2 separate regions of the Homo sapiens genome follow, and region 2 is linked to region 1. A link is a loop called in an ENCODE intact Hi-C map of the cell type or tissue named here. Cell type or tissue: endothelial cell of umbilical vein. All regions are shown on one strand. Each heading gives the region's core, and the rest is flanking DNA. Links, peaks and the distances in the headings are about the cores only. Region 1 overlaps ADGRV1 (adhesion G protein-coupled receptor V1). Region 2 overlaps ADGRV1 (adhesion G protein-coupled receptor V1).

Evidence for each region. Hi-C counts contacts between places; a loop is a spot of excess contacts. Peaks named below come from ENCODE experiments on the same cell type or tissue, not always from the same donor. Only the 100,000 strongest peaks of a DNase experiment are listed, where the experiment ranks them.
Region 2: it touches region 1 in a loop (7-fold over the local background); 1 of 110 quality-filtered maps calls a loop at or near these places.

Annotation. Positions count from the first base shown.
Region 1 is chr5:90,961,712-90,977,900 of GRCh38, forward strand. It overlaps ADGRV1 (adhesion G protein-coupled receptor V1), which reads left to right. Exons shown (of 90, transcript NM_032119.4): 84 at 3,704-3,820. Among named protein-coding and RNA genes, the nearest start is that of LUCAT1, 340 kb to the right of the region's middle. RefSeq lists enhancers at 6,794-6,938, 8,468-8,612, 11,776-11,920, 15,156-15,300 and cis regulatory regions at 6,866, 8,540, 11,848, 15,228. In endothelial cell of umbilical vein, for the core only: no CTCF peak of the experiment used is centred there; DNase peaks (open chromatin) are centred at 5,940 and 6,380; H3K27ac peaks cover 1,814 bases.
Region 2 is chr5:91,046,115-91,062,303 of GRCh38, forward strand. The region is part of intron 85 of ADGRV1 (adhesion G protein-coupled receptor V1); the gene reads left to right. Among named protein-coding and RNA genes, the nearest start is that of LUCAT1, 260 kb to the right of the region's middle. In endothelial cell of umbilical vein, for the core only: no CTCF peak of the experiment used is centred there; a DNase peak (open chromatin) is centred at 7,527; H3K27ac peaks cover 288 bases.

The sequences.
Region 1 (16,189 bases), core at 4,101-8,100:
CTTCATTTCCTTCGTTGGCTGGCACAGTAGAGCTCTAAGCAATCAGAATAAGCAGAGAATTTTATAAGTCATTTTAAAAAGAATATCTCAAATACTTTTTGGGGGAACTATATTTATTTTTCTTTTCTCTTAAGTTGTGTATATGTTATATAAAAATGGAATTGAGAATAGTATTATATTTGCTCTTGGCATTATATTTGATTGTCATTATGAGCCTGTGGTGGGCCATGGAGTAAAACGAATTGAGAAACAGTGACCTAGAATGTTAGCACTTCGAGAGGGGACTGTGCTCGATTTAGCTTTGTAGGCAGTAGCATGGTGCTCAAGAAAGAATGCTGCTCCTGCAAATCAGGATACCAGAATTTGAATCCCAATTTAAATTTAAAACTTGTTTAAGGACCTTTAAACATGTTAATTATCCTATAGTTCTTCCTTCGTTATTTACTAAATTGGGATACAAACAATAATAGTTTCACATCATTAATATGTGAGTTATACACAAAAGAACGAGGGAAAACATGTAGCGCCATGCTGGTATACAGCAGTTTTCTGTAATCATGTACTTCATCTTGCCCAGCACAATACTTTGTAGATAGAGGGTACTTAAGCACTCATTCATACTGAATAAATCAATGTATGAACAACTGAGAACCTTTGAAAAATTCCTTTTTTCTGTTCATGTTCAACTTAATGCTTTCAGAGAACTGACTGTGAAAATAACCTTTTTTCTGGTAATCTCTATGTGTTTGAATAAAAGAACAATGGTGAAGCTCCATCTATTTTTAGGTTATGTAGCCTTAAAAATGAGAAAGCTAAATATGCTGGGAGATTTTATTTATTTTGTTTTCTTGGTCTCATTTTATTTCTGTCTTAAATTAAGTTAATGAAATTTTGGGTAGGCCTGGTCACATTTAATACCTAGTTCTCCAAGTATTTTTTGTGCATCCCTTTTATAGCAGTGTGCAATGTGACAGCTCAGCCTCCTCTTGCTGACTAATCTCCTGTACAGACAGAAGCAATTCCCATAATTCAGATAATAACCTGGAACAACTTTCATGATTTACAAAAGTAGATTTGTAACTGATCTTCTTATAATTTAGAAAAGGAGATTAGAGTGTAATAAAATATCAAATCATAGCTTAGGAATAGAATTTTGGATGTTAAAACTATTCTGAAAGTAAATACAGTTTTAAACAAGAACCTGTACTGATTTAATTGCTTCAAAGAAAACATATTGAAAAAGAAAAGAATTATTTAAGTTAGCATATACTTATAAATAGTTTCATAGAATGTTTAAAGCTAAACATATTCAATTATAATTTGGATTACACTATTCTATTACATAACAACCTACATAAGTTGATTAGAACAAAACTACGAAGTAAACTTCAACACAATCCATATAATAGAATCTGAATTAGAAAGGCTTGAATTTATTGTATGTAAATTTATGAAGACTTTATGGAAATAGATGCACCTTTGTAAAAAGACAGAACATGAAATGTTAAAATGATTGCTTTTTTATCCTTTATTTATTTATTTTTGCTAAACCATACCATACTCTTAAGTCATAGTTCCAGTGCTTAGTGCATAGAAGGTGTTCAAGGAATAATTGTGGAATTTAGGAAGGTTTAATTTCTGACCTATAATAAAGGTCAGAATAAATGGTAAAATTAGACAAAAAAGTCAAGGAAAATATAAGCATAATCTCTAATAATTCAAAAGCTATGTTGTGGTGCATTCTAGAAAGGTGAATTTGTGGACTTTTTTTTTAAGGGAACTCATTTGTATCAGATTGTCAGGAAATAATGTTACATAAATTTCTATTTTCTGCTTTAAATGCTGGCATGCGTTCTTTTTAATAGTGTGTATTACAAATGCACCAAATCTAGGGCTAAGTAAACAGAAAGTTGAATCAAGGTACTTCTCATTTTAAAAATTGTTCTGGAGTCTTGGAGTAGAAAGGGACTTTGGAGTTGATTTTTCCCAACTTCCTTCTATTATTGATGAGGGAAGTAGAAGGGGAAAATGACTCGTTCACTGTCTGTAGCTTGAAAAAAAAGATTTTTTAAAAATCTATACTTGATCAGGCAGGCACAGGAAGGTACTTAATGAATAGTTTCCAAGAAGAGTCACTTCGGCATAAGAGATACATATTGTAGATTAATTTACAGGCAATATCAATTATAGTAATAAATTATTGGTGATTATTAATAATTATTAATTTTAAATTAGCATGTTGGGTCTTATGTAATTGACTGAGGAATCAGGTTAAGGTGCATCTTTCATTGTGAAATTGAGATTTTGGGAACATGCAAAGCCTCACTGCAGATCCTAATGAATTTACCACAGGGATGCTGCCCTACCAATACACTTGAGTAGAAATTTTCAAGGGGAGTTGAGGGACATGTCCTTGGTAACAAGAGGATTGGGGAAGGGTATATTTCACTTGAAATTTAAACAACATTTTGTTCCATGGTCTTATTTATTTTTGGGCACATTATTGTTTTTTTAATAAATTCAAATAGCATTAAAAGCATTCATGTTTTCTTTTTAAAAGTTAAGAGGTTTTAAGGCATAAGTCAACTAGTTTTTTCCTCTGTCCTTTTGGAATAAATCATTCATTCTTTTAATAAACGCTTATTGATCATCTCTATATTCCAGGCATAGTGGTACCCTCTGAAAATACAGTCAAAAAGTTGATTCCTGTCTATAAGGGGGAGCCAGAGTTTATTCATTGAGAATTTACAGCAGAATATTATTGCTCCAAGTTTCCCCCTGCCATCTACACTCATCATTGCAATATTTGACACAGTAGTCATTTATTGGAGAAAATACAAAAAGATAGAAATCACAAAGAGTCTTTCACTTCACTTGCTCATTACTCAGCAAGTATTTATTGAGTACCTATCATGTGCCAGTCACTGAGCTAGGTGCTTGGGTTCCATTAGTGAGTAAAACAGTCAACGATCCTGTCTTTGCAGGGATTATATTCTAGGAGGTGAGACTAATAGCCAAAAAAAAAAAAAAATGCAAATTACAAAGCATGTTAGAAGGTGATGTGTGCTGGTTAAAAAAGAGAGAGAGAGAGTGAGAGAGAAGTAGAGTTAGGGGAATTATGTGTGTGAGAAGGAAATTTAGTGTGGTCAAGAGAGGCCTCATTGTGACTTTTGAACAAAGGCTTGAAGGCACTTGAAATAAAAATCCAAAAATTAGGATAACCATAGAATTTGAATTTTTAAACTCATTTTAAGTCTATTTTGTTATCTATGTTACTTCCTGGCAAGAGGCTGCAGGTGATGGTAAAGTCAAGGATTTTATTTTTCTTTCTTTTCTCTCCCATTAGCTTTGATTTTCACAAGGAGTGGCATTTCCACTATTTTCTACTTTGCTAAAATAAATGTATTTCATGGGATTTTTGTTCATCAATGATAAGAACAAGGTTTACTTTGAGAATTTTCTCTTGAGAGCCTAGAGCAACATGTAGCATAATTTCATATCATGCGCTGTTTCTTAGAAATATAAAAATCCATATATTGCCATTTTTAGAATGACTCTTAGTCATATCAGTTTGGGCAAGAAGTCAACTTACTTTCACATGGAATCACTGAGTCATAGATTTAGATAAGAAAGCAGTTTACTTTCTTAATATTCTTCATCGATTTTAGCATATTTTAAAAATAGAAGTATCTGTTTCTTACAGATTCTGTTTCTGGCGTCTGCATACGCAAGTCCCCAACTCGCTGAGGAGAGCTGTTCAGCTATGGCTGCTGTCACACATTACCTGTATCTTTGCCAGTTTAGCTGGATGCTCATTCAGGTTGGTACCTCATTCCCTCTCCCCGCCCCTTTAATCTTTTAATGAATCTGGGTGGAGTGGTCTTAATGTCTGATACTCTGTACTGAAGTAGAAGTAATTCCGTATATCCATCACTGCATTCTCAGGATATAAATGACAAATAAAAACACCCTATAAGCTGTACAACAGTAGAGAGCATTGTGAGTTTGAAGAAATGATGGAAATCTAGTAGGATTGGAAACAAGGGAGTGGTTAGAGATGAAGTCTGCAATGTGGGCCCTTTAAAGCACAGTTGGAAATTTGAACATTTTTCTAGGAAAAGTAATAGAATGATTTTAAGCAAAGGAGTGACATGATAAGATTTAGATTTTAGAAAGATCTCCCTGTTTGTAGTGAATATGAGACAGGAAAGAGTGGATAGGCAAGCCAATTAAGTAGATTTAGCTGTATTCATGGGGAAATCATGGTAGCGTGAACTAAGGAGGTGGCAGTAGAAGCAAAGGGAAGTGGACTGTTTTGGAGATTTTTTTAAGCTAGAACTATAGGATGTGAAGACTTGTTGTGGGGAATGCAGAAGTTGGAACCCAGGATGCTTCCCAAATTTCTGGCCGGGTATCTGGTGGATAGTGGTAACAGAAATTACGATCACTGAACAATGGGGAAGAGCTGGTGAGTTTCGTTTGGGACATGCTGAATGTGAAGTGCCTATGAGACTTCCAGTGGGAACTTTGAGGAGAGGGCGATACATTTAGAAATGCACTGGGAATGCCAGTGCTTTGGGAGGCCAAGGCAGGCGGATCACCTGAGGTCAGGAGTTCAAGACCAGCCTGTCCAACATGGTGAAACCCCATCTCTACTAAAAATATTAAAAATTAGCTGGGCGTGGTGGTGGGCACCTATAATCCCAGCTACTAGGGAGGCTGAGGCAGGAGAATCACTTGAACCCAGGAGGCGGAGGTTGCAGTAAGCCGAAATGGCACCATTGCACTCCAGCCTGGGCGAGAAAAGCGAAACTCTGCCAAAAAAAAAAAAAAAAAAAATAGAAAGAAAGAAAGAAATGCACTGGGAAGCTATTGGCTTAGAGTTGGAAAATGGAGCCATTGGTTTGGAAGAGATTACTTGGCGAGAAGGTACAGAGTGAGACCAGTAGAGTCCTAGCATACTCCCCTGAGGAACTAGTAAATGTTGGGGGAGAAATTTCAATTTTCCTTTTCTAAATAAAATCCCAAATTCTCTCCATTATTCTATGCTGATTTGGTCGATAAAGAGGCTAAGAGAGGAGGATGGTGCGTAGTATTTAAGTGGCTCAACTAAAATGCTGCCTTTGGTAATGCATTCTGTGTAATGGTATTTTTAAGGTTTTCATGTGATACTGTTTCATATGCATTTCTGAGTATGGATGTAAACTATTTTAATGAAACAGATGCATTCAGGCCCTTGCATATTCTTTTTTCTTGTTGAAGAGGAAGGTTGTGGGACTTGATGATGTAGCAACAGTGAATTAATGGTAAAAGGAGAAAGAAAGTGAGGTGGTGGTATTATGAGAGAATACCACATACCACACAGGCTCAAGGAAGGGTTGTTTTCCCCAGTATGATATGATAGTAGTGGGGGCTGAAGAAGAGAACTGAACTATTTAGCTAATAGAACTAGTTGAAACAAGTGGCACCCTGGATCTGGATTTGAATTCTGGCTCTGCCACTATCTGTGTAAGCTTAATCAAGCTATTGACTCTCTCCAAGATTTGTTTCTAAATCTGCATATAGGGATAATAATTCCTAACTCATAGAATTATTATTAATATTTTATAGCTCTTTGAGCAGTTTTAATCATGGAAAATTAATGGTGTTTTCAAGCTCCCCTCTCAAAAAAATTTGCAAATAAAAGTGAATTTAAACCATATAACATAAAACTTACATATCTGCTGAAATTAGAATAACATTTGCGAGATTTTCTGATTGCAAAATTCTGTAAGAGTTTATCTGAGTTAAACTTTTTTAAATGTGCCCTATTTATGTTGTTATCTGTCTGCCTGTATTGAGGTCCCCAGTGCTATGCTAAAGGTCTTTGTCCATGCCCCTGACCTATTCAGAATTTTTGATTCATTACTTGGATGAAAACACAGGAAATTGCTTATCAGATATGTACGTGGTACAGAACTGAAAGGACAGCTGCAACAGAGAGCTGCCTGCATTAAGATTACAAGTAGAGCCAATGAAGAGAAACTGTACTGTGATAAATTAAAAACTAGAGTGAAAGAGACATCATCTGATGGAAGTTAATGTAAATTACTCAAAATTATAATTTAACATAAACTCAGCAGCAATTGAATATGTGACCAGAATGCTTAACAATAACAACTACTGTAACTACAAAAACAACACACACCTAGGTTGCGTTGATAGCAGTATGGAAGCAGACATGTTTACGTTGTAATTTACAAAATTCAGACTATTTTGGGACATAGCAACCACTCTCATGGGTCGTGTTTCAGCAGGAACATTAATTATCCAATGAGAAGTTGGAAAACAACCCCCTAAGAAACTTTGAGGCAGCTGGACATAACTAACCTGGAAAGAATTTAGGTAAATGTGATGGCTGTCTACAAATACCGGAAGGGCTACTGCAGGAAAGGGTGGACTATGTAGCTCCATTTGGCACAACTCAGAGCAAATGGGTCAAAAATTAGGGAAGGAAATTTTTGATTCAGGTTAAGAGTGTTCATAGCAATAAAACTGTCAAAGTTGAAGAGGCTTTTCTAAAAGTAGAGTAAATTCAATCACTGAAATATATGGAGAGGGAAATGACCAACTTTCAAACATGTTTTAGATGGATTTTCTGCTTTCAGGGGCATTAGACAAAATCATATATAAGATTTCACCCAAGTTAATGAAGATTGGTATATTCTACATCTCTTCTTTGAGTTAGGTAAATATGATTGTGCCTGATTCACATTTAGTAGACCAATTAGATTCTGGATGGCTAATGGCTTAGGAAAGCTATTTAAAGTACCAGTGAAGTTTAATGTATTTCAGATGGTACACCACACATTTTTCATGGTTTGTGATTTGACCACAAGGGAAAAAGTCAGTCAGTTCTGAATTCTAGTTAGGTTACTTTTAATGAATTATTTTATGATCAGAGGTTGCACTTCACCAACCTACATATTCCCATTTATAAAACAGTGACTGCTGAAATCTTTTTTTTTCTAAAATCCGTTTTAAAAACATTATGTAGAAGGTTAGACTATTATTAGTTCAATCCTATTAGTTGAATTAGGTTGAATAAAATTGAGAGAAGTTTTTACTTTAATGATTCTACTTCATTTTTTTAGTAATATAGGAGCGAATATGATACTACATATGTCTGTGCATAGCTTATAATGACAATAAATTAATCATTAATTTGTAATTACTGAGTTAAGCATGTCAGAATTGTTAACGTTTATTTTTATCTGCGTATCTTCAGTCTTAGAATAAATACATTGAAATGACTTTATCTTGAAAATTATTTTACTTTTATATCCTATACTTTTAGTGCCATATAATAAAGTTAGATTATATTTTAGAGTAGCTTAGGGAAAATTTTATTGGTAAACAAGTTACATAACCTCTCTGAGCCTTGATTTTCTTATTTGAAAACTCAAGTTGTAATAACAGTACCTCTCTTTACAGACTGTGAAAAGACAAAATGAATTAATGTATAGAATGAACTTGAAATGGTGTCTGGGACAGAATGCATACTCTGTACATATTTACCCATATTATTTGTTAAGATAATATGTTGTGGCTAAAATTTCATAGATTTGAAAACATCTTGAATACTCTGCTATTCCAATATAAATTTATACCTTCTTTTTAACCAAAGAAGATCATCTTCATGTAGTGGAAAGAGGTCCGACTTTGAGTGAGGTGGACACTAACTAGCTGCAAAGCCTTAGCAAGCTGGAGAACCTTTAACTCCTTATTAAAGTAGATGCATGGCTCATAACAGGCTCCATAAATAGCAGCCTTGCCTCTGTTTCTTCAGGCTTCCCTTTTCTTTGACAGAGAAGTCACACAGTGCAAAGCGAGGATGTATTAACAAATTATTTTGCTTATTTTTTAAAAGGAAACAATTCATAAATTCCTTTCTTGGCCATAGATATTGAATTATCCATCTGTTTGCTCTTCATGTAAGATCACTCCTTGAAACTATTGAAATCATTTCTCCCTTAAGAAGGCAGGGTTGGGGCAGTTCCAAGATGGCCAAATAGGAATAGCTCCAGTCTACAGCTCCTAGCGTGAGCAACACAGAAGACGGGTGATTTCTGCATTTCCAACTGAGGTACTGGGTTCATCTCACGGGGCCTGATCGGACAGTGGAGGCAGGACAGTGGGTGCAACCCACCGAGCGTGAGCCGAAGCAGGGCGAGGCATCGCCTCACCAGGGAAGTGCAAGCGATCAGGGAATTCCCTTTCCTAGCCAAGGGAAGGGGTGACGGACAGTACCTGGAAAATCGGATCACTCCCACCCTAATACTGCGCTTTTCCAATGGTCTTAGCAAATGGCACAACAGGAGATTATATCCCGTGCCTGGCTCGGAGGGTCCCACGCCCACGGAGCCTCACTCATTGCTAGCACAGCAGTCTGAGATCGAAGTGCAAGGCAGCAGCGAGGCTGGGGGAGGGGTGCCCACCATGGCTGAGGTTTGAGTAGGTAAACAAAGCAGCAGGGAAGCTCGTACTGGGTGGAGCCCACTGCAGCTCAAGGAGGCCTGCCTGCCTCTGCAGACTCCACCTCTGGGGGCAGGGCATAGCCAAACAAAAGGCAGCAGAAACCTCTGCAGACTTAAGTGTCCCTGTCTGACAGTTTTGAAGAGAGTAGTGGTTCTCCCAGCACAGAGTTTGAGATCTGAGAATGGACAGACTGCCTCCTCAAGTGGGTCTCTGACCCCCAAGTAGCCTAACTGGGAGGCATCCCCCAGTAGGGGCAGACTGACACCTCACATGGCCGGGTACCCCTGAGACAAAGCTTCCAGAGGAACGATGAGGCAGCAACATTTGCTGTTCAGCAGCCTCTGCTGCTGATACCCAGGCAAACAGGGTCTGGAGTGGACCTCCAGCAAACTCCAGCAGACCTGCAGCTGAGGGTCCTGACTGTTAGAAGGAAAACTGACAAATAGAAAGGACATCCACATCAAAACCCCATCTGTACGTCACCATCATCAAAGACCAAAGGTAGATAAAACCACAAAGATGGGGAAAAAACACAGCAGAAAAGCTGAAAATTCTAAAAGTCAGAGCACCTCTCCCCCTCCAAAGGAGCACAGCTCCTCACCAGCAACAGAACAAAGCTAGACGGAGAATGACTTTGACAAGTTGAGAGAAGAAGGCATGAGATGATCAAACTTCTCTGAGCTAAAGGAGGAAGTTTGAACCCATCGCAAAGAAGCTAAAAACCTTGAAAAAAGATTTGACAAATGGCTAGCTACAATAACCAGTGTAGAGAAGTCCTTAAATGACCTGATGGAGCTGAAAACCATGGCACAAGAACTACGTGATGAATGCACAAGCCTCCGTAGCCGATTTGATCAACTGGAAGAAAGGGTATCAGTGATGGAAGATGAAATGAATGAAATGAAGCAAGAAGAGAAGTTTAGAGAAAAAGAGTAAAAAGAAACAAAGACTCCAAGAAACATGGGACTATGTGAAAAGACCAAATCTACGTCTGATTGGTGTACCTGAAAGTGATGGGGAGAATGGAACCAAGTTGGAAAACACTTTGCAGGATATTATCCAGGAGGACTTCCCCAACTTAGCAAGGCAGGCCAACATTCAAATTCAGGAAATACAGAGAATGCCACAAAGATATTCCTCGAGAAAAGCAACTCGAAGACACATAATTGTCAGATTCACCAAAGATGAGATGAAGGAAAAAATGTTAAGGGGCAGCCAGAGAGAAAGGTTGGGTTACCCACAAAGGGAAGCCCATCAGACTAACAGCAGATCTCTCCGCAGAAACTCTACAAGCCAGAAGAGAGTGGGGACCAATATTCAACATTCTTAAAGAAAAGAATTTTCAACCCAGAATTTCATATCCAGCCAAACTAAGCTTTGTAAGTGAAGGAGAAATAAAATCCTTTACAGACAAGCAAATGCTGAGAGATTTCGTCACCACGAGGCCTGCCCTACAAGGGGTCCTGAAGGAAGCACTAAACATGGAAAGGAACAACTGGTACCAGCCACTGCAAAAACATGACAAATTGTAAAGACCATCGATGCTAGGAAGAAACTGCATCAACTAACAAGAAAAATAATCAGCTAACATCATAATGACAGGATCAGATTCACACATAACAATATTAACCTTAAATGTAAATGGGCTAAATGCTCCAATTAAAAGACACAGACTGGCAAATTGGATAAAGACTCAAGACCCATCAGTGTGCTGTATTCAGGAGACCCATCTCATGGGCAGAGACACACATAGGCTAAAAATAAAGGGATGGAGGAAAATCTACCAAGCAAATGGAAAACAAAAAAAGGCAGAGGTTGCCATCCTAGTCTCTGATAAAACAGACTTTAGACCAATAAAGCTCAAAAGAGACAAAGAAGGCCATTACATAATGGTAAAGGGATCAATTCAACAAGAAGAGCTGACTATCCTAAATATATATGCACCGAATACAGGAGCACCCAGATTCATAAAGCAAGTCCTTAGAGACCTACAAAGAGACTTAGACTGCCACACAATAATAATGGGAGACTTTAACACCCCACTGTCAACATTAGACAGATCAATGAGACAGAAAGTTAACAAGGATATCCAGGAATTGAACTCAGCTCTGCACCAAGCGGATCTAATAGACATCTACAGAACTCTCCACCCCAAATCAACAGATTATACATTCTTCTCAGCACCACATCGCACTTATTCCAAAATTGACCACATAGTTGGAAGTAAAGCACTCCTCAGCAAATGTAAAAGAACAGAAATTATAATAAACTGTCTCTCAGACCACAGTGCAATCAAACTAGAACTCAGGATTAAGAAACTCACTCAAAAGCGCTCAACTACATGGAAACTGAACAACCTGCTCCTGAATGACTACTGGGTAAATAACGAAGTGAAGGCAGAAATAAAGATGTTCTTTGAAACCAACGAGAACAAAGACACAACATACCAGAATCTCTGGGACACATTCAAAGCAGTGTGTAGAGGGAAATTTATAGCACTAAATGCCCACAAGAGAAAGCAGGAACGATCTAAAATTGACACGCTAACATCACAATTAAAGAACTAGAGAAGCAAGAGCAAACACATTCAAAAGCTAGCAGAAGACAAGAAATAACTAAGATCAGAGCAGAAATGAAGGAGATAGAGACACAAAAAACCCTACAAAAAATCAATGAATCCAAGAGCTGGTTTTTTGAAAAGATCAACAAAACTGATAGACCACTAGCAAGACTAATAAAGAAGAAAAGAGAGAAGAATCAAATAGATGCAATAAAAATTAATAAAGGGGATATCACCACCGATCCCACAGAAATACAGACTACCATCAGAGAATACTATAAACACCTCTATGCAAATAAACTAGAAAATCTGGAAGAAATGGATAAATTCCTGGACACATACCCCCTCCCAAGACTAAACTAGGAAGAAGTTGAATCCCTGAATAGACCAATAACAGGCTCTGAAATTGAGGCAATAATTAATAGCCTACCAACCAAAAAAAGTCCAGGACCAGATGGATTCACAGTCGAATTCTACCAGAGGTACAAGGAGGAGCTGGTACCATTCCTTCTGAAACTATTCCAATCAACAGAAAAAGAGGGAATCCTCCCTAACTCATTTTATGAGGCCAGCATCATCCTGACACCAAAGCCTGGCAGAGACACAGCAAAAAAAGACAATTTTAGACCAATATCCCTGATGAACATTGATGCAAAAATCCTCAATAAAATACTGACAAACCGAATCCAGCAGCACATTAAAAGCTTATCCACCATGATCAAGTGGACTTCATCCCTGGGATGCAAGGCTGGTTCAACATATGCAAATCAGTAAACGTAATCCAGCATATAAACAGAACCAAAGACAAAAACCACATGATTATCTCAACAGATGCAGAAAAGGCCTTTGACAAAATTCAACAATTCTTCATGCTAAAAACTCTCAATAAGTTAGGTATTGATGGGATGTATCTCAAAATAATAAGAGCTCTTTATGACAAACCTACAACCAATATCATACTGAATGGGCAAAAACTGGAAGCATTCCCTTTGAAAAGTGGCACAAGACAGGGATGCCCTCTCTCACCACTCCTATTCAACATAGTGTTGGAAGTTCTGGCCAGGGCAGTCAGGCAGAAGAAAGAAAGAAAGGGTATTCAATTAGGAAAAGAGGAAGTCAAATTGTCCCTGTTTGCAGATGACATGATTGTCTATTTAGAAAACTGCATTGTCTCAGCCCAAAATCTCAAGCTGATAAGCAACTTCAGCAAAGTCTCAGGATAGAAAATCAGTGTGCAAAAATCACAAGCATTCTTATACACCAATAACAGACAAACAGAGAGCCAAATCATGAGTGAACTCCCATTCACAATTGCTTCAAAGAGAATAAAATACCTAGGAATCCAACTTACAAGGGACGTGAAGGACCTCTTCAAGGAGAACTACAAACCACTGCTCAATGAAATAAAAGAGGACACAAAGAAATGGAAGAACATTCCATGCTCATGGATAGGAAGAATCAATATTGTAAAAATGGCCATACTGCCCAAGGTAATTTATAGATTCAATGCCATCCCCATCAAGCTACCAATGACTTTCTTCACAGAATTGGAAAAAACTACTTTAAAGTTCATATGGAACCACGAAAGAGCCTGCACTGCCAAGACAATCTTAAGCCAAAAGAACAAAGCTAGAGGCATCACACTACCTGACTTCAAACTATAGTACAAGGCTACATTAACCAAAACAGCATGGTACTGGTACCAAAACAGAGATATAGACCAATGGAACAGAACAGAGCCCTCAGAAATAATACCACACGTCTACAACCATCTGATCTTTGACAAACCTGAGAAAAACAAGCAATAGGGAAAGGATTCCCTATTTAATAAATGGTGCTGGGAAAACTGGCTAGCCATATGTAGAAAGCTGAAACTGGATCCCTTCCTTACACCTTATACAAAAAGTAATTCAAGATGGATTAAAGACTTAAATATTAGACCTAAAACCATAAAAACCCTAGAAGAAAACCTAGGCAATACCATTCAGGACATAAGTATGGGCAAGGACTTCATGTCTAAAACACCAAAAGCAATGGCAACCAAAGCCGAAATTGACAAATGGGATCTAATTAAACTAAAGAGCTTCTGCACAGCAAAAGAAACTACCATCAGAGTGAACAGGCAACCTACAGAATGGTAGAAAAGTTTTGCAACCTACTCATCTGACAAAGGGCTAATATCCAGAATCTACAAAGCACTCAAACAAATTTACAAGAAAAAAACAAACAACCCCATCACAAAGTGGGCGAAGGATATGAACAGACACTTCTCAAAATAAGACATTTATGCAGCCAACAGACACATGAAGAAATGCTCATAATCACTGGCTATCAGAGAAATGGAAATCAAAACCACAATGAGATACCATCTCACACCAGTTAGAATGGTGATCATTAAGAAGTCAGGAAACAACAGGTGCTGGAGAGGATGTCGAGAAATAGGAACACTTTTACACTGTTGGTGGGACTGTAAATTAGTTCAACCATTGTGGAAGACAGTGTGGCGATTCCTCAAGGATCTAGAACTAGAAATACCATTTGACCCAGCCATCCCGTTACTGGGTATATACCCAAAGGATTATAAATCATGCTGCTATAAAGACACATGCACGTGTATGTTTATTGTGGCACTATTCACAATAGCAAAGACTTGGAACTCACCCAAATGTCCATCAGTGATAGACTGGATTAAGAAAATGTGGCACATATACACCATGGAATACCATGCAGCCATAAAAAAGGATGCGTTCATGTCCTTTTTAGGGACATGGATGAAGCTGGAGGAACCATCATTCTCAGCAAACTGTCACAAGGATGAAAAACCAAACACCGCATGTTCTCACTCATAGGTAGGAATTGAACAATGAGAACACTTGGACACAGCAAGGGGAACATCACACACCGGGGCCTGTCCTGGGGTCGAGGGAGGGGTTAGGGAAAGCATTAGGAGATATACCTAATGTAAATGACGAGTTAATGGGTGCAGCACACCAAGATGGCACATGTATACATAGGTAACAAACCTGCACATTGTGCACATGTACCCTAGAACTTAAAAGTATAATAATAAAAAAAAAATAATAAGGCAGGGTTATATCTACTTTAAGAAAAATTGACAGTAAGAATTTAAAATCTTGCAGTATCTTTACTCTGTTTTGCTAGTTCTGTTTTTCCTTCTTCTGTTCTGATTTGGTTTCATTTTAGAGATAGCATATACTAATGGTACAAAACATAATCGAATACTAAATAAAAAGTACATCTTTTTCTCACTATTTCTTGCATTCTCCATTCTTTGCTCTACCCTCAATGCCAATTCCTGAAAGTAAACACTACTGTTTTCCTGTGTATCTCTCCATCAATATTCCATGCATAGACAAATATTTATAAATATTTAAATAAGCAGACATGTGTTCTTGTGTGTGAGTGTGTATATATATATATATATACACAATGTACATATATTTATATATAGTGTATATATGTTTACGTGTATCTGTATGTGTGTGTATATGTGTGTGTGTGTGTGTGTGTGTGTATATATATATATATATATATATATATGTATATGTATATATGGACATCTTTAAGTTTACCATGCATGGGTATACCTTTTTCCTATGCTATAATATGATTATTACATAAGTTATTTTTCTGGCTTCCAGTTGATGAAATTACATTATTTTTTGGGTATTGTGTTACTTTTTGCTATAGTAAACAATGTGTCCTTGAACACCCTTGCACTCTGAATATTTGTTTACTTGAGCCATATCCATAGAATAAATTCCTAGGAATTATGCCTTTGCTATTCATGTCTACATGAAACATGCTCTCAGTTGGATTTCCAAAGCATGAGGTAAATAAATTGCAAGTAAATTATTTGAGATATTCATATATGATATAGGTAAGCAGACAAATGATTTTTGCCTGTATATTCATTTGGCCGAATTTTATGATCACTTCCTGTCACCAAGTTAAATGATTGTATAGCAGTCTGCATCAGTTATGAAAGATATACAACCCTTGCATTGTTTTTGCAGTCTGCTCATCTCATGCCTAGAGTCACAGCTTAATTTGAAATATAATCTTTTCTTTTGAAACTACAGCTTAATTGAAGAACACATTTTTAAAATGGTAGAATAAGGTTAGAAATTATTTTACAGTTGTACTTGAGCATTCACATCTTGTGCGTTATTTTCTCAATATAACCAGGCTATGAACAAGCAAATGTGCGTGTTATTTATTCCTTGGTAGAAAGGCTACTTAGTGCCAGAGCATAGCAAAACAGGAAGGAAAATGCTAAAATTAGCCTTGTTTCTCGTTCATCGTTGATTTAATTTTGGGGGACATCAAAGGTATTAAGGACAACAGACTGGGAATTATCAAGATAAAAATGACATACCCAGAAAATACTGAATTCTCCAGTCCTCAAAAAGTCTTGCAATTTATTTCATGCAATAAATGTTAAGAAAGAGGGAGGAGAACTGGGGCAAGGACGAGGGATAACATTTCTTAGACTCCCATCTGAAATGAATGATTAAGGGCATATGGAATAGACAGAATTAATAGCATCTGTGATCTGTAACTAAACTTGTTGCTATAGTCAGTTTGAGGATTCTGGTGACACAGTTAATAATCAACTATTAAACAACAGTCAGGATACCAATCTTTATTTCATATACCATGAAAATTATGGAGTTCAAATAGCCTATTTTTAACTTTAAAAGGCATTTCTCCTTTATATTTTACTCATATGCTAATATGCATTATATGAAGATATATGAATAAGCGAATGAATGTGTGTTTATGGAACATATGAAATCATAACTATGGCCTATGACAATCAAAACACTTAACAAGATATGTCTTCAATTTTTCTATCTGGATATTGGGAAAAATAGTAGGGAAAATGTTATTGTAAAAATAAATAGATAGGTTTGTGTAGGAATGTAAGTAAATATGCTTATAGACACAGTCTTTTAGTTTACTGCTATCTATATTTGACCTAAATTATATCTGGGTATTTCAGTTGGTTGCTTGCATTTAACACAGAATCAGTTTAAATTCCAATAGCCTGAATTACTAATTCTGAAAAGTATACTTCTCCCATCCTCC
Region 2 (16,189 bases), core at 5,937-9,936, 86 kb after region 1:
ACAATTCCCAACAAAATATCATCATCATTCTTCACAGAACTAGAAAAAACAATCCTAAAATTCATATGGAATCAAAAAAGAGCCTGCAGAGCCAAAGCAAGACTAAGCAAAAAGAACAAATCTGGAGGCATCACATTACCTGATTTCAAGCTATGATATAAGGCCATTGTCACCAAAACAGCATGATACTGGTATAAAAATAGGCACATAGACCAATGGAACAGAATAGAGAACCTAGAAATAAAGTCAAATACAGCCAACTGATCTGTGACAAAGCAAGCAAAAACATAAAGTGAGGAAAGATACCCTATTCAACAAATGGTGCTGGGATAATTGGCAAGTCACATGTAGGAGGATGAAACAGGATCCTCATCTCTCACCTTATATAGAAATAAACTCAAGATGGGTTAAGGACTTAAATGTAAGACTTGAAACTATAAAAATTCTAGAAGATAACTAACGTTGGAAAACCCCTTCTACGCATTGGCTCAGGCAAGGATTTCATGACCAAGAACCAAAAGCAAATGCAGTAAGAACAAAGACGAACAGCTGGGACTTAATTAAACTAAAGAGCTTTTGCATGGCAGAAGGAACAATCAGTGGAGTAAACAGACATCCCACAGAGTGGGAGAAAATCTTCACCATCTATACATCTCACCAAGGACTAATATCCAAAATCTACAACAAACTCAAACAAATTAGCAAGAAAAGACAAACAATCCCATCCAAAAGTGGGCTAAGGACATGAATAGACAATTCTCAAAAGAAGATATACAAGTGGCCAACAAACATATGAAAAAATGCTCAGCATCACTAATGATCCGGGAAATGCAAACCAAAACCACAATGCAATACCACCTTACTCCTAGAAGAATGGCCATGATCAAAAAGTCAAAAAATAATAGATACCGGCGTGGATGCAGTGAACAGGAACACTTCTAAACTACTGGTGGGAATGTAAACTAGTACAACCACTATGAAAAACAATGTGGTGACTATTGTAGAATAAAATAGTACTGATCTGGGAGTTCAAAGATCTGAATTTGCGCTCTAGTTGCCACGCCTAGTAACTGTGAACAAATTTCTTAGTCAAACAGTTCCCTTATTGTTATAAAAAAGATAATATCCTTTATTTTTCCATAATTTTTCTCTTTACATGTATGTATTAGAGTTCTCTAGAGGGAGGGACAGAACTGTGAGGATAGATGTGTGTATAAAGAGAAGTTTGTTAAGGAGTATTAACTCACATGTTCACAAGATGAGGTCCCACAATAGGCTGTATGCAAGCTGAGGAGCAACGAAGCCAGTCCAAGTCCCAAAGCTGAAGAACTTGGAGTCTGATGTTTGAAGATAGGAAGCATCCAGCATGGGAGAAAGATGTAGGCTCGGAGGCTAAGCCAGTCTCATCTTTCCATGTTCTTCTGCCTGCTTTTATTCTGGCTATGCTGGCAGCTGATTAGATTGTGCCCACCCAGATGAAGGTTAGGGTCTGCCTTTCCCAGTCCACTGACTCAAATGTTGATCTCCTTTGGCAACACCCTCACAGACACACCCAATAACAATACTTTGATCCTTCAAACAAGTTGACACTCAGTATTAACCATCACAGTGTGACTAATGTGTTAGGATTCATGAGGTCTAATCATAAAGTGATACTATTTTGTCACTGGTTGTTTCTTTATAATTTATTCAATGAAAGAAGTCTTCTGCCACTGAATAAAACCTTAGAAAACTTCTTGAAACCTCTAATAATTCTTTGGAAATAGAAAGCCTTGTGATTACTGTAAATCACAAAGATAGTCTTGACGCAATTATTTAAAAATCTAGTCCCATGGGATTGTCAAAGTAGCTAACTTTATTTAGTTAAAACTACTATCCTTCCAACAGCAAGGACTTACTAAGGCATAAAGTTTATGAATAGGGAAGAGCGTGTGGTTAGCCTCTTTTTCCCTGCCTCTTTACACTTCTGCTAATTAATCTTTATTTCTGTCTCTTCTGGGTTGGAACATGGGGAGGAAGAATATGGAAGAGAGGCAGGAAAATACTGGCACATTTATTTGATTGGTACTGTCATAAGTTGGCTGCCATCCTCTGGACAGTTGCTTATGATTTGCACAATCTCTAGCAACTCAGTACCTTCTGCCTGTCTCTGCTGAGGCCTAATGGCCCTTCCAGAAGGTTCTATCAGACAAGAACTAGGATCATATTATTCTAGCTTTCTCTTGTGCAATGTACCAGATAAATCTGTGCAACACTTTGGCCCAATAAACTTTTGAAGTGCAAGTTTACCCAACCTAACCACCTCTTTTTCTAGCCTGCTGCTAGAGTAGCAAGCCAGCCTCTCTCTCACACTGGAGATTTTCCAAAGAGGGTCAAAACCAGAACTCTTCATCCCTTCCCCTCAGCTCCAGGGGACACACAGTTACTTCTACATAGCACAATTGTAGGTATCTTGTTCTCTCTTTTTCCTATACAAGTGCATGCCAAAAAAATAAATAAATAAAACTAATCCTTTCCTTTTCTAAACTTTCTTTCTCTCTTTCTGACTTTCTTTCTCTCTTTCCTTTGACATGTAAAGATATCTAGCCTGTTCTCAGCCACGTAGTTTCACAAGTTGCTCTGATGCTTTCTGTCTTCCAGCTTACTTCGATACCTGATGCCTTAGGTTCTTGATCAAAACTTCCAGTTTAACAGCAAGATCTATCAATTTTTGTAAAGTGACTTAAATAAATGAAAGTCGCAAAAAAGATACAGCTTTTTTTGCATCTTCAGTAGTTAGGCAACACTAACAGAAGTTTATTTGACTCTAGTTACTTTGCCTACAATTCCATTAAGTCACCTGTAGATGGGTGATGGTGACCGGATTATAACCAATTTATCTAAAAACCCAGGCCTATTGGTGTGACTTTCATATTGCAGCCTATATTTATCATGCATTCTGCTTTTCCTTAAAAAAAAAAAATAAACCAAGACCACTGAACTGAACCAATTGATAATTATCCATGTTAACAAAATATATCTTAAAAAGTGATATGGTTTAAAGATTTAAGAATAATTTCTAGGTAAACTAGTAAACCTTTCTCCTTTACCCTAGAGTTTATGTGACACAGCACTGGTTTATTCTCATAAAGCTTGTGTTTGTTTATGGATTTGTCACTGGTTTATCCCCATAAATTCACATGTTTGTTTATGGATTTGTCAGGCCAAGTCTCTGTTTAAATGCATTGTCTGATGATCCAGGATGTCTACTTCATTCTTTTGAAATAGTTAAGTCTAGGCTCAGTGGACCTTACAGTTAGGATAACAGCAGATTATTTCAGCATTTTAAAAAAAGTCTTAAAACTTTCCATATGGTGATCTACTTGGAACAAGTTAGCCCATTTGGAATAAATGATTAAATACTTAACTAAATACACGAATTTTACACTAAATGGCCATACCTGGACACTTGTTGCCCTTTATATTAATTCAAAATCAAGACAAATATTATCACTCAATGTAATTCTGGATAGCTTGTGTTTAGGCAAACACTGGGATTTAAGGGATGACTATAACCAAATGAAATGAATTTTCATAAGAAAAATGGCAATCTCAGACAAATATAAAGCTCACATAACCAGTGTATCTTGATTATTTTTGAAGGGGGAGTGCTTTAGATGAAAGAAACAAACTGGTTGTAAGCAAGAATGACAATACAGTGCTACGGGTTCCACAGGGCCAACTTTAGGGCTTGAGCATCCTTAGATTTTGGTATCTGCAGGAGGCCCTGGAATCAATGCACCACAAATACTGAGGGACAACTGTATGTGAGGTTTGGAAACACCTCATAAAAATTTACAGACTTATCAGTTATCTAATGCAACTGTTCCTCTGACATGAGTCATGTGCGGGCCTGCCAGGGAGAATTCCAGATGTCCTCCTCCAGATCCTGCTGGTAAGGAATTAGAAAAATAATTAACTATACCAATCTGGGTACTTGTGCTGACACTAAGGGTCTACATTTTTTGGAAATAAAGCATTAGGACTCTTTTCCAGTTGGATAAGGTATTCCTTGGGTGGTATCTTGACATTTGAGGACTAGCATTAATTTGCTTGAAACAACAGCATGTTAATAAGAACACTGCAATATTAATTCAGTATATCTTTTCCCGTTGTTCTGAAAGAGACATCAGCGGTCTAGCTCCCTGATTTGGTAGTAGGAAATCTCAAATCTCAGTTTGGCTTCTAAATAGTGTACTTTGTGCCTCTGACCCTTTCATATAAAATTAACAATTCTCAGCACTTCACAATGTCCTTATCCTATTTTATTTTTCCATCATGGCATTGTTGATATCATTATCAATATCAGGTATAGTATGTATTTATTTGTATGCATTTTCATATTTTCTGTATTTCAGGTATCTGTGTTGGATTCTGGCTTGGGTTTAAAAGACAGTTTTTTGTTTTTTAAAAAAGTCTTTCTAATAACTTAGCTCTGAACAAGGTTAGACTAAAAAGAATTTGGGAGGCTGAGGTAGGAGGATTGCTTGAACCCAGGAGTTCAAGACCACCCTTGGCAACATAGAGAGACCCTGGCTCTACAAAATAAATTAAAAATTAGCCAGGCATGGTGGTGTGTGCCTGTGGTTCCAGGTACTCAGGAGCTGAGGTGGGAGGATTGCTTGAGCCCAGAAGGTTGAGGCTGCAGTGAGATGCAGTTGTACTGCTGCATTCCAGCCTGGGTGATGGAGTGAGACCCTGTCTTGAAAAATAAAATTAAATATTTCAAAAGGATCCAGACAAAGTGATATCCACTAGAATGTAAGCTCCAGGAGGGCAAGGACTTTTTGCAGCTGCGGTTGTTCACTTCTCTAACCCTGGAGCCTCGAACATTTTCTGACCTATAGCCAATGCTCAATAGTCAGGAAGGAATGGAGATTAAAATTAATGCTTGTCTTATGGATTTCTTGTGAAGATTAAACTAAAGATTGCATATAAACTTAGCACAACATGAGATACAGAATCCAAAAACCCTAAAAGGCTCCTTATGGCACCCAGACTTTTAAATGTATGAATTTCATCCCATAAACTGAAGATACTGATTATATGCATGTTTTAAATATATTCAACTTCTAAATATTATACAGGAAGTCCCTGATTCACAATAATTCAACTAAACAGTTTTCCAACTTTAGAATGATACAAAAGCAATATATATTCAGTAGAAACTGTACTTTGAGTACCCATACAATCATTCTTTCACTTTCAGTATAGTATTTAATAAATTACATGAGATATAAAACACTTTATTATTAAATACGCTTGTGTTAGATTACTTTGTTCAACTGTAGGCTAACGTAAGTTTTCTGAGCATATTTAAGGTAGGCTAGGCTAAGCTATAATGTTCAGTAGGTTAGGGGTATTAAATGCATTTTGACTTAGGATTTTTTTTTTTTTTTTTTTTTTTTTTTGAGGAAGAGTCTCACTCTGTCGCCCAGGCTGGAGTGCAGTGGCGCGATCTCGGCTCACTGCAAGCACCACCTGCCGGGTTCATGCCATTCTCCTGCCTCAGCCTCCCGAGTAGCTGGAACCACAGGTGCCCGCCACCATGCCCAGCTAATTTTTTTGTATTTTTAGTAGAGATGGGGTTTCACGACGTTAGCCAGGATGGTCTTGATCTACTTAGGATATTTTTGACTTAAAATGGGGTTACATCCCAATGAGCATCTATATTTGGCATCCTTGTTTATGTAAGTGGACTTTTTTACAATGATGAGAACCTCACTCTGATGTCATTAACAATTCACCTTATGTTTGCTATATAAAAACTTCTTTCATATAAAAGGTGGAAGAATATCCTGTTTACGATATTCATTTTAGCTAACCATAGACTGAAGACCACTTGTGACTTTATTTGATCTGTATTTTGGCACTATTTATTTAATAATTATTACAGCCAAAACTAGAGAACAAACTTATTGGTTTTTCTTTTTTAAAATTAATCTCCTTTTCTTTTTCTTTTCAATAGTTAATCTAGAGGCAGTGCTCCACTTTGAACTTTAAGCAAATATAAGCCTTAACATTAGGGTCTCTGCAGTGAGTTTTTATAAGGATTGAAGAAAGGGAGCTACAAGAAATAAGACATCAAATCTTAGGTTGTGTGATAGCCTGATACCTTCCATGTTTTCTTGAACATTTCTTCTAAAAAAAAAAAAAAGTGTATTTTAGAATCTAACTTTCCAAAATTGCTTTGTAGTAGCATTTACTGAATGGATTGTAGTGTTTTGTTAATAGCACTGTTTTGTTGATAGCACTGAAAAAAATGAAAACCTCTGCATATTTCTTTTTTTTTTTTTTTGACAGAATTTTGCTCTGTCGCCCAGGCTGGAGTGCAGTGGCACAGTGATCTCAGCTCACTGCAGCCTCCACCTCCCGGGCTCAAATGATTATCGTGCCTCAGCCTCCCGAGTAGCTGGTATTACAGGCCCCCACCACCACGCCTGGCTAATTTTTGGATTTTTAGTAGAGACAGGTCTCACCACCTTGGTCAGGCTGGTCTCGAATTCCTGACCTCAGGTGATCCACCCGCCTTGGCCTCCCAAAGTGCTGGGATTACAAGTGTGAGCCACCACGCCCAGCCTAGACCTAGCATTTTAAGTATCCTGAGGCTTGTTAAAGATGTCTATGTCACAGTCCAGTTGTAGTTTAAGAGAAACTTTTCTGTATCAATAAAGGGCAAATTTAGATTAAAAAAGTCAGGGAATAAACAGTATCAAAGGCCTCTCCTCCCCCCAGAAACATGCTTCTATAGTATTCTTCAGTTTGCTGATCTACTCAATATTAATGCTTTCTTCAGCTGTTAAGTTTTGATTCATTGCAGGCTAATAAAGGAAAGTGGAATTTTTCAGGGCGTGGTGAATTATTTTACCTCTACTACACTTCCTAAGGCCCCTCCACTCAGCTTTGATCTTATGGTTCATTCCTTGTCATTTTCATTGGGTTGAAGGGACCTCCAAAGGGAACATTGGTTTAATCACTGCTTCCTTCCTAATGTAGCTCTGATTGCTAAACTGTCTGGGGTTCTTTTGAAATCCTTATATTACAGCTCTCTTGGGCTTTCCTCTGCAATCACCCTTCACACAGTCTTTATTGGAGGGGTTACAAAATGATATATGTCACTCAGTCTCTCTAGGCCCTTTTTCTAAAATTAGTAAAATGCACAGTCCTTGTATCTTTGGACCCTCAAGCCTTTATTTTAATTCTATGTGTTTATTAATTGTGGTCCCTACCCCTCAGAATCAGAGCACATATACAAATCCTTGACCTTGAAAGTTTTATGGCCCCAGAGAAACAAAGATTAATCATAATTGTTATCTTCCTGAAAATCTCAAGCCCTGCTTCCCTTTTTAAGTGCACAGATGATTCCTGAACCAACAGGAAACAAAGTTGAGAAATTTTTGAGCGTTTCTTTTCTTTGCCATTGTCCAGAAAGAGAATATAGTTCTCCCAAGACTGTCCAATTCATTTTCATATTGTTAAAGTAACAAATGTCCTTCTTGATTCTAATCTCATCTCGTTCTTGGCAAATAAGATTTCACTGTCTTAACTTCCCTGCACATAATAATTCACTCCTTTCCTTGCGCTCCAGCCAAACTCCAGGTGGTTTTGCTATCACATTTAAAACACTGTCTAAGTTACTGCATAGTGTGAGCCTCTTCTCCATACCAAACTCTGATCTCCAGCTCAGGAAGCATGTCTTATTCATCACTGTATGTCCAGAGCATAGCAAATAGCATGCACATAGTTACTGCTTAATAAATGCATATACAATGAATGAATAATGAATAGCAGTCATGTAGAAGTCAGTAGTGGGTTTTCCGTTAGCATAAGATCAAGAATTTTGTCCATTATATGGCACAATAGCCCTGCTGCTTTCATACTGAAAGTTGTGCTTCATTTCAACTACTCTGTGTGTGTTTGTGTGTGTGTGTGTGTGTGTGTGTGTGTGTGAGAGAGAGAGAGAGAGAGAGAGAGAGAGAGACAAAGACTCTGAAACAGCTGCTAAAGAGAGCAAACCGGGATGAATGTATAACCTATTATTAGCAGATAGCATTTTGATACCCCACTCCTAGTTCAATCCTAGTTTATTTCTTTTTTGCCTCATTTCTCTCATTTTTAATTTTTTTATGTTGAGCAACTTTATAAGCAACTTAAAACCTTTTTTAGGCACATCAGTTAATCTTTTGTGTTTTGTAGAAATAATAAAGAAGCATAAAAAAGATCTAGTCCCTCTTTGCTGAAGAGGAAAGTATGGGGCAAAAAATCATGAGGATGCTATTTACTGCTGCCTGGATATTGAAGTAACATGTTAGGAGCCTGTCTTAGTCCATTTGGGATACTATAACAAAATACCATAGACCAGGTAGCATGTAAATAATAGACACTTATTTCTCTTGGTTCTGGAGGCTGGGAAGTTCAATATCAAGGCACTGGCAGAAGGATCCCATGTTGGTTTATAGACAGCCATCTTTTTGCTATAACCTCCCTTGTCAGGAAGGCAAGGGCCTGTCTTGGGCTTCTTTTATAAGAGTTCTAATCCCATTCATAAGGGCTCTGCTCTCATGACCTAATCACTCCCCCAAAGCCCTTCCTCCTAATACCATCACGTTGGGGGTTAGGATTTCAACATGTAAATTTTGGGAAGATACAAACATTCAAACCACTGCAGAACCTTTAATAGAACTGCCTCATCTTCAAAGTCACAATAGAGGAGGCCACTGAGATTGAGTGTGCTTCCCCACCTATCAAAACAGCAACCATAAAGAACACATCCCTGAGTAGGTAAGTAATCTACATCCCAACATGAAGGCTTAATTACCATTTCCCCTTTCTGTGATTTTACACGTAGGATTTACTGTAGACAGTTTTGAGTTACCTTGACAGAACCGAATAAACATTTAAACACATATTATAAAAAGGTTGTAAGTTTTTCTTGCTTTCAAATGACTGAGCACCAACCCAGAGCCTTCACATTTAACTCACTGCTATAAGTGCTCTAAAGGAAATGTTTGCTCTTCTGAGAAATGGTATTAGACACTGGATTAGAGGTGATGACAACTTTGTGGATTAAGACCTCTGATAAGCTTGCTGTTGCAAATATATATATATATATATATTAACCAAACATTTGAATAGCATGTAAAATGAAATATGAATACAGTTAAGTGTCATATATGATTTCTATACATGAGTAGACATTACAGTGTTACAGCAAAGAAATTAAACCAATTTGCATACTAAAGTTAATGATAATAATGGCTGTCCTTTACTGACTCCTTATCACATGCTAGGTATATGCTAAGCACTTTGATTACCTCATTTATCCCTCACAACAAATTTATGGGGGAAAAAATAGATTTTATTTATATTTTACAAATAAGGCTAATGAGGCTCAGACAGGTAATTTCTTTCACCCATAGTCACAAAGCTATTAAAAAGCAGTGCTGGTGCTCAAAGCCAGGGCTATCTGATTCAGAGTTCACATCGGTAAGCTCTTCACTTTCTCACTGTTTTGTGAAATTATCATGTTCTTTTCTTCACTTCAGAATGACCCAGACAGTGGTGAGTTTTGGTGTATTTCCACACATAATCCAACCCAGTGAGATTAGTCTCTGTTCTATGTGACAACAGGCAACAGAATCTTTAAGCAAGTCTTTAATTTAGAGGTTGGTGCAAAAGTATGAATTTTAAATCATTTTATAACTAAACACATCTTTATTAATCAAAATAGAATCCATTACAATGAACACATTTTTGCCAACAAGAAATAAGTTTGTTTATTCCTGTAGTGTAAAAATCTGTGCTTCTGGATTTGATGAACTGTTGGAAAGCATTTTCTGCATCCTGCTGGTTGTGGAAGCATTTTCCCTGCAAAAAGTTGTCGAGATGCTTGAAGAAATGGTAGTCGGTTGGCGAGAGGTTAGGCGAATATGGCAGATGAGGCAAAACTTCAGAGCCCAATTCATTCAACTTTTGAAGCGTTGGTTGTGCGACGTGTGGTTGGGCATTGTTGTAGAGAAGAATTGGGCCCTTTCTGTTGCCCAATGCCAGCTGCAGCGTTGCAGTTTTCAGTGCATCTCATCGATTTGCTGAGCATACTTCTCAGAGGTAATGGTTTCGCCAGGATTCAGAAAGCTGTAGTGGATCAGACCAGCAGCAAACCACCAAACAGTGACCATGACCTTTTTTTTGGTGGAAGTTTGGCTTTGGGAAGTGCTTTGGAGCTCGGTCCAACCACTGAGCTGGTCATCGCCAGTTGTCCTATAAAATCCACTTTTCATCGCGCATCACAATCCGATTGAGAAATGGTTCATTGTTGTTGCATAGAATACGAGAAGATGACACTTCAAAACGACAATTTTTTTTTTGAATTTTCTTTCAGTCAGCTCATGAGGCACCCACTTATCCAGCTTTTTCACCTTTCCAATTTGCTTCAAATGCCCAATGACAGTAGAATGGTCGTCATTGGGTTCTTTGGCAACGTCTTGTGTTGTTGTAAGAGGATCAGCTTTGATGATTGCTCTCACTTGGTCATTGTCAACTTCCGATGGCTGCCCACTAGGCTTCTTATCTTCAAGGCTGTCGTCTCCTTTGCAAAACTTCTTGAACCACCGCTGCTCTGTACATATGTTAGCCACTCCTGGGCCAAAATGCATTATTGATGTTGCAAGTTGTCTCCACTGCTTTATGAGATATTTTGAACTAGAATAAGAAAATCGCTCGAATTTACTTTTTGTCTAACATAATCTCCATAGTCTAAAATAAACATAAAACAAACAGCAAGTAATAAGTCATTAGCAAAAAAACCATAAATCGAGAAATGCCCACTAAAATGATGTATAATATAACCACATTTATTTAAGAATGTATTCCATTATCAAATGGCAAATTCCAACAATGGAAATTCCTTTTGTACCAACCTAATATTTTCTCCTGACTCCTCTCCACACACCTAGGTAATAGGCCAACTATATGAGTAAGGAAGAGCAGCCCTGACCTTTACGAAAATTGTGTTGTTTAAAAGCACATGATACCTTCCCAAATGGGATGGATATCACACTTTTGAATTTTCAGTGTGTTTTTAAATTATTTCCATTTTGTAGCACATGCAAGATTTATTTGAAGAAAGAAAAAAAATAAAGAAAAGAACAAATAAACTATTGTACCATCATAAAGGGAAGTGTTTGAAGATATTAGCTGGCCCAGCTCCACAATTAAGAAGTTTGGCTACAATTAAAAACTTAAGAATATCAGTCAAAAATATTTACTGTCTATTAGATCATCATTTTTTTAATGAGAAGAAATTTAGAAAGTGCATAAGGAGACAGCCTTACATTGTTTAAAGCCAGTTTTAGACTATTTGGACTTTTCTTATACATGCATGAGTATGCTCAGAAATTCAAATTACTCTGCTGTTCCTATTTTATTTCACTGCCCTGAAATCCTGTTGTTGAAACTACAAGACTTGAAAATAACAGGAACATCCTGTTGACAAAAATAAATTCCTTATGATAAAATATTTTTCAACTGAAGCCAATTTTTTTTGGATGGGGAAAGGGCCTTGGTGGGAGAGGGGATTGTGAGTGACAGAATGTTGGTTTGGGTTCATTGCTCTTTCCTCCTAGCTTTGCTCTCTCTCCTTCTAACGGAATTAGTTGTATTATTTTACATGAATTTTTGTATTATGCAAAAATGTTGATGTGTGGTGTCTTTGAAAACTGTTTTATGGAAGGAATACGTGTGTCTGTGCTGCCCAGGTATTACTAGTGAGTATTATACTTAGGAATGAGCATGTTTAGTGTGATGTTCACTAAACACTTGATTTATTCAATAGTCCCCTAACCCCTGGGAATGCATATGCAAAGAATAAAATGTTTCAGACATTTGCTTAACAAGGGATTTTAGATTATTTGCAGAATATGGTCCCTGAAAACATTTTAGGTTATTTTTCCATGGAGTCTGACTTACGCTGAGAAGCCTCATTATAGCACTGACCAGGAGTTTAAACAGTCAGGTGCTGGGCAGGCCTCAGAAGTCCTTGCACTTGGTTTCTTCACCCATCATGCTGGAGGGAGGGTGGCATGACCTCTACTATCCCTTCTAGTGCTCAGATTCAATGAAGGAACTTATTTTTTAAAGAAGGAAGTGCTGTTATCTTTCTAATGGGCAGCTCAGAATGGCAGGGATATTAATAGTGGCCTGCATTCCAATAGTCAACACTGAGATCTTCCAGCAGTCACCCCATCCAGAATGCAGGCTTTGAAAGGCTAGAAACCCTCCCTCTTCCATAAAATCGTTAGGTAATTGACCTTTTTTTTTTTTTGGCATCTTTTGCCCTCTTTTTGGAAGCTTTGTGGGAGTGGGACAGTAGTATGGAAGATAAGAAACCCTAAGTTTAAATCCCTAGAAAAGCCCCTGAACCAATAGTCAATTTACTGCTGCTAACACCACTGGCCAGACTGGTTTGTCAGTCACTGGTGGTGTGATGGTGTCATGTTGGGCTTCCTTATTACGTGCCTCTTTTTGAATGACCCATCATTACCTTGACTTTTCAAATTGGACCAAGTTTCAACACTGATTTTGCAGAAACACACATGAGTCATGAGGAAAAGTAGCAAAGGGAAAGTTTTCCTCCTTCCCCTCATGCGGACGTGCTGTGGACACAGGCAGACAATCATAATTGCATGACTGAGTCACCTTACACACCTGCTGATCGGTAAAGAACTCAAGAGAGAAAGAGCTGATTTCACCTGCCTCTTCCACAAAGTCTCCTGACTACCCCAACTGAGGCACTGTTTTCTTTCACTGAACTCATACTGCACAGCACTTTTCTCTGACACATAAATAAATGTGATGAATGTTCACACTTTCCTCTCTACTATTTGGTATCTTCTCTTTTTTAATGCAAATTAAATCTTGTATACTGTATACATAGGAGGATTTGGGCTTAGCAATAGACGACAGTGATCATGGTTATCTTTTATTGAGTACCTACGGCATGCCAGCCTCTGATCCAAGACCTTTACATGTATTCACTCATTTGGTTCTCACTGCACTCTTGTAAGGTAGATGCCATTGTTTTCCCTATTTTATTTTTTGGAAAACTGAGCTGTGGAGAAGCTACATACTGAGTATGTGGAGAAGCTACATAGTTGCAAAGTCAATAAGAGGTGTACCTGGGATCCTTCCAAATATCTGGCCTCAGAGCCTTCATTATTACCAGTATTTTTTTTGCAAGCAGAATTATTCTAACCCATCAGTAAAAGGCTTCTCCTCACTCTGTCCTTCCCCCTACATTATACCCTCAACAGCAAGATCATTTTCTTTTGAGAAGCTTCTTTACAAAAATCATAAAGGAGCTCTCTTGACATCTGTCTATCTAGCTCATTAGACGTGTCTAGTTTAGGGCAGTTCAAATTGGGACTTTTAAAATGTTGCCTCTACATATGTATGATCTAATTCTTACCACTTCAAAGCTTCAGGGAAAGTGAAATGTGTCATTTCCCCCTCAATATTGGGAATTCCCCATAAAGTGGATAAAATTTTAGCCTGTATTTCCTTTTAGTTTTACTTTCCTCTTCTGAAATTAATTCATGACCTCTATCTCAAGTTTTCTCCAGATTTTTGGCCCATATTTCTTTTTAACATTTATCAAATATCCCTTGCATATTGGCCTTTTACATTTCTTAAGTTTCCAGTTTTAACTGTAACATTGCAGGACACATAAAAATGATAAATAAATACTAATTAATAGTAACATCATAGACTAGCAACAATCCAATATGAGCATATTTAGGGTTTAGATATCTTAGTACATTTTTATGTACTAACCCATTACACAGCAAACACCAACGTCCTTACATATTTATTCAATTAAAAAATTAGGATACCAGGATTGAAATGGGCTCTGCAACAGAGCTGAGTATTGGATTTGAGACATAAGTCATCTACAACTTAAGATAATAACCTTAAAATGATGGACATATAACCTCATCTACTCACACTGTCACTGTTTTCTTGCTGTTTGTTTGTTTGTTGCTGGGGGGCGGGGCAGCAGTTTTGGTTCTTTTGCTTGTTTGTTTGTTTGGTTTTTTGAGACACTCTGTTGCCCAGGCTGGAGTGCAGTGGCATGATTATGGCTCCAGCCATCCTCCCACCTCAGCCTCCCAAGTAGCTGGAACTACAGGCACACTCCACCATGCCTGGCAATTTTATATGTGTGTGTGTATATATATATATATATATATTTTTTTTTTTAATAGAGACGAGGTTTCACCATGTTGTCAAGGCTGGTTTCAAACTCCTAGCCTCAAGAAATCCCCCAACCTCAGCCTCCCGAAGTGCTGAGGTTACAAGCATGAGCCACCACACCAAGCCACTGTTTTCTTAATAATTGAAAGTTACCTTACTATTTCCAGAATTTCATGATTAAAATTTTAATAATAGTGCAAAGAAATGTATAGTGTATTTTAAACAGAGTATGACTAACTTTAACCGATGATTTCTTAATGGTTTTAAGTTATTTAGGATCACCAGTTATTGCAATGTGCTGCAAATGTTAATGTGACTAAAGATGGCAAATATGGGTGTGACTGAATGTTCACCCCTGCAGGGGATGCTCTAGAAGTTTTTTCTTGGAGCATTTGTAACTATCACATAAAGCCACATATGGGGCTAATTTCCAGGTCAGTGTAATGTGGCTACTGTTCTCTAAAATGTGATGAATAATTAAACGTTTAATTATCCTTCTACAAAATGATTTTTGCCCTTTTGAGGAATCAAACCATTGCTGTGAGGATTTTTTTGCCAGTCAGACATCTACAACATGAATAGTGGCCAAGAGTGACACTCATTGGGCATAGACCCATCCAGAATGCAGGCTCTGAAAGGCTAGAAACTCTCCCTTTTCTAGAAAATCATTAGGTAACCAGCCTTTTCTTTCCAGGCACCTTTTGCCCTCTTTTTGGAGCAAGAGGTAAGAACAGGACACCTTGAATACTCTAGGACAACGATATTTTCCAGTACCAAACAATTTTGTTTTATGAGAGAACATAGAGCATTCATACATACAAAAAATAACAAGTCAGCCTGACCTTATTCTGATGAAATGCTGATGGGGCTTGATTCACTGGAACCTACCTGGAATGAAGTTGGCAAGCGGTGTCCAGTGGATTTATTTCAGCAGTTTTATCAAGTTGCTTAGGGAACAGGCTGCTCAGACTTGAGTTTCTTGGAAAAAGACTTTAACCTACTAATAGTTGGAGTCCATTATTTGCCTTTGGAATTATATGTAAATATATTTAACTCCTTAATGAGCCAGGGATGTGGGCAATTCTTCCTTATTAACCAAGAGCTAATTATTTACAATATAAGGTGGTATTTTAATGTAGCCAGTATATCTGACTACTTCAAAATCTTAGTTTAATATCAAATGAAATCAAATACCTGCTCTTTTCGAATTAGATGAAATAATATTGCTGTAATGTGTCCATTTTTCTTTCCTCAATCTTTTCAAGCAATATAAGCATATAAGTACATTTTAAGCACTTAAAAATGAGCCCAATTCTTGTTCCTTGGTCCTTTGGCATTTTTTGAGGGATTTGTCAATATGTAGAGTTAGTTAGCAATTCTCACCATGGTGTGGAGTGTGCTCTAAAACAGGTAGACATGATAGTGATCCTGTGCATCTTCAAGAGCAATGTTGTTTAAAGAATAGTTGTGTGTTCACTCCCTTTTTCTCTCTATCACTTGCTCACTAGCTATGTTTTAACTATGGTCATTGTAGTTGCAGGTAAATCCACAAGAGTTATTTCAAGTTGAAGGGGGGTGGGAGTATAGCAGTATACCACAGGCATTCCCGTGGATATTCAAAAGTGGTACAGTTGGACCTCAGGAAACCTAGAACTAGCATGCTAGAAACCAGAGCCACATTGTTCTTCTTTTAGAGACCACAGAGTCTCTCATTTGTGTGTTGTTACTTGCATCTGAACCCTCTTCTTCTTCTCTCCCCTTTTCTCTTGCTTCCTCTTCCCCTTTCTCTGTTCATTTATTCTGAAGATTTGTTTGTTTGCTCCAATATGGCCATTTGCCCTGACATCAACTCTAGTGTCCACCAATAATGTGCAACTGTCCCTGTCAAATTCTCAAGGGC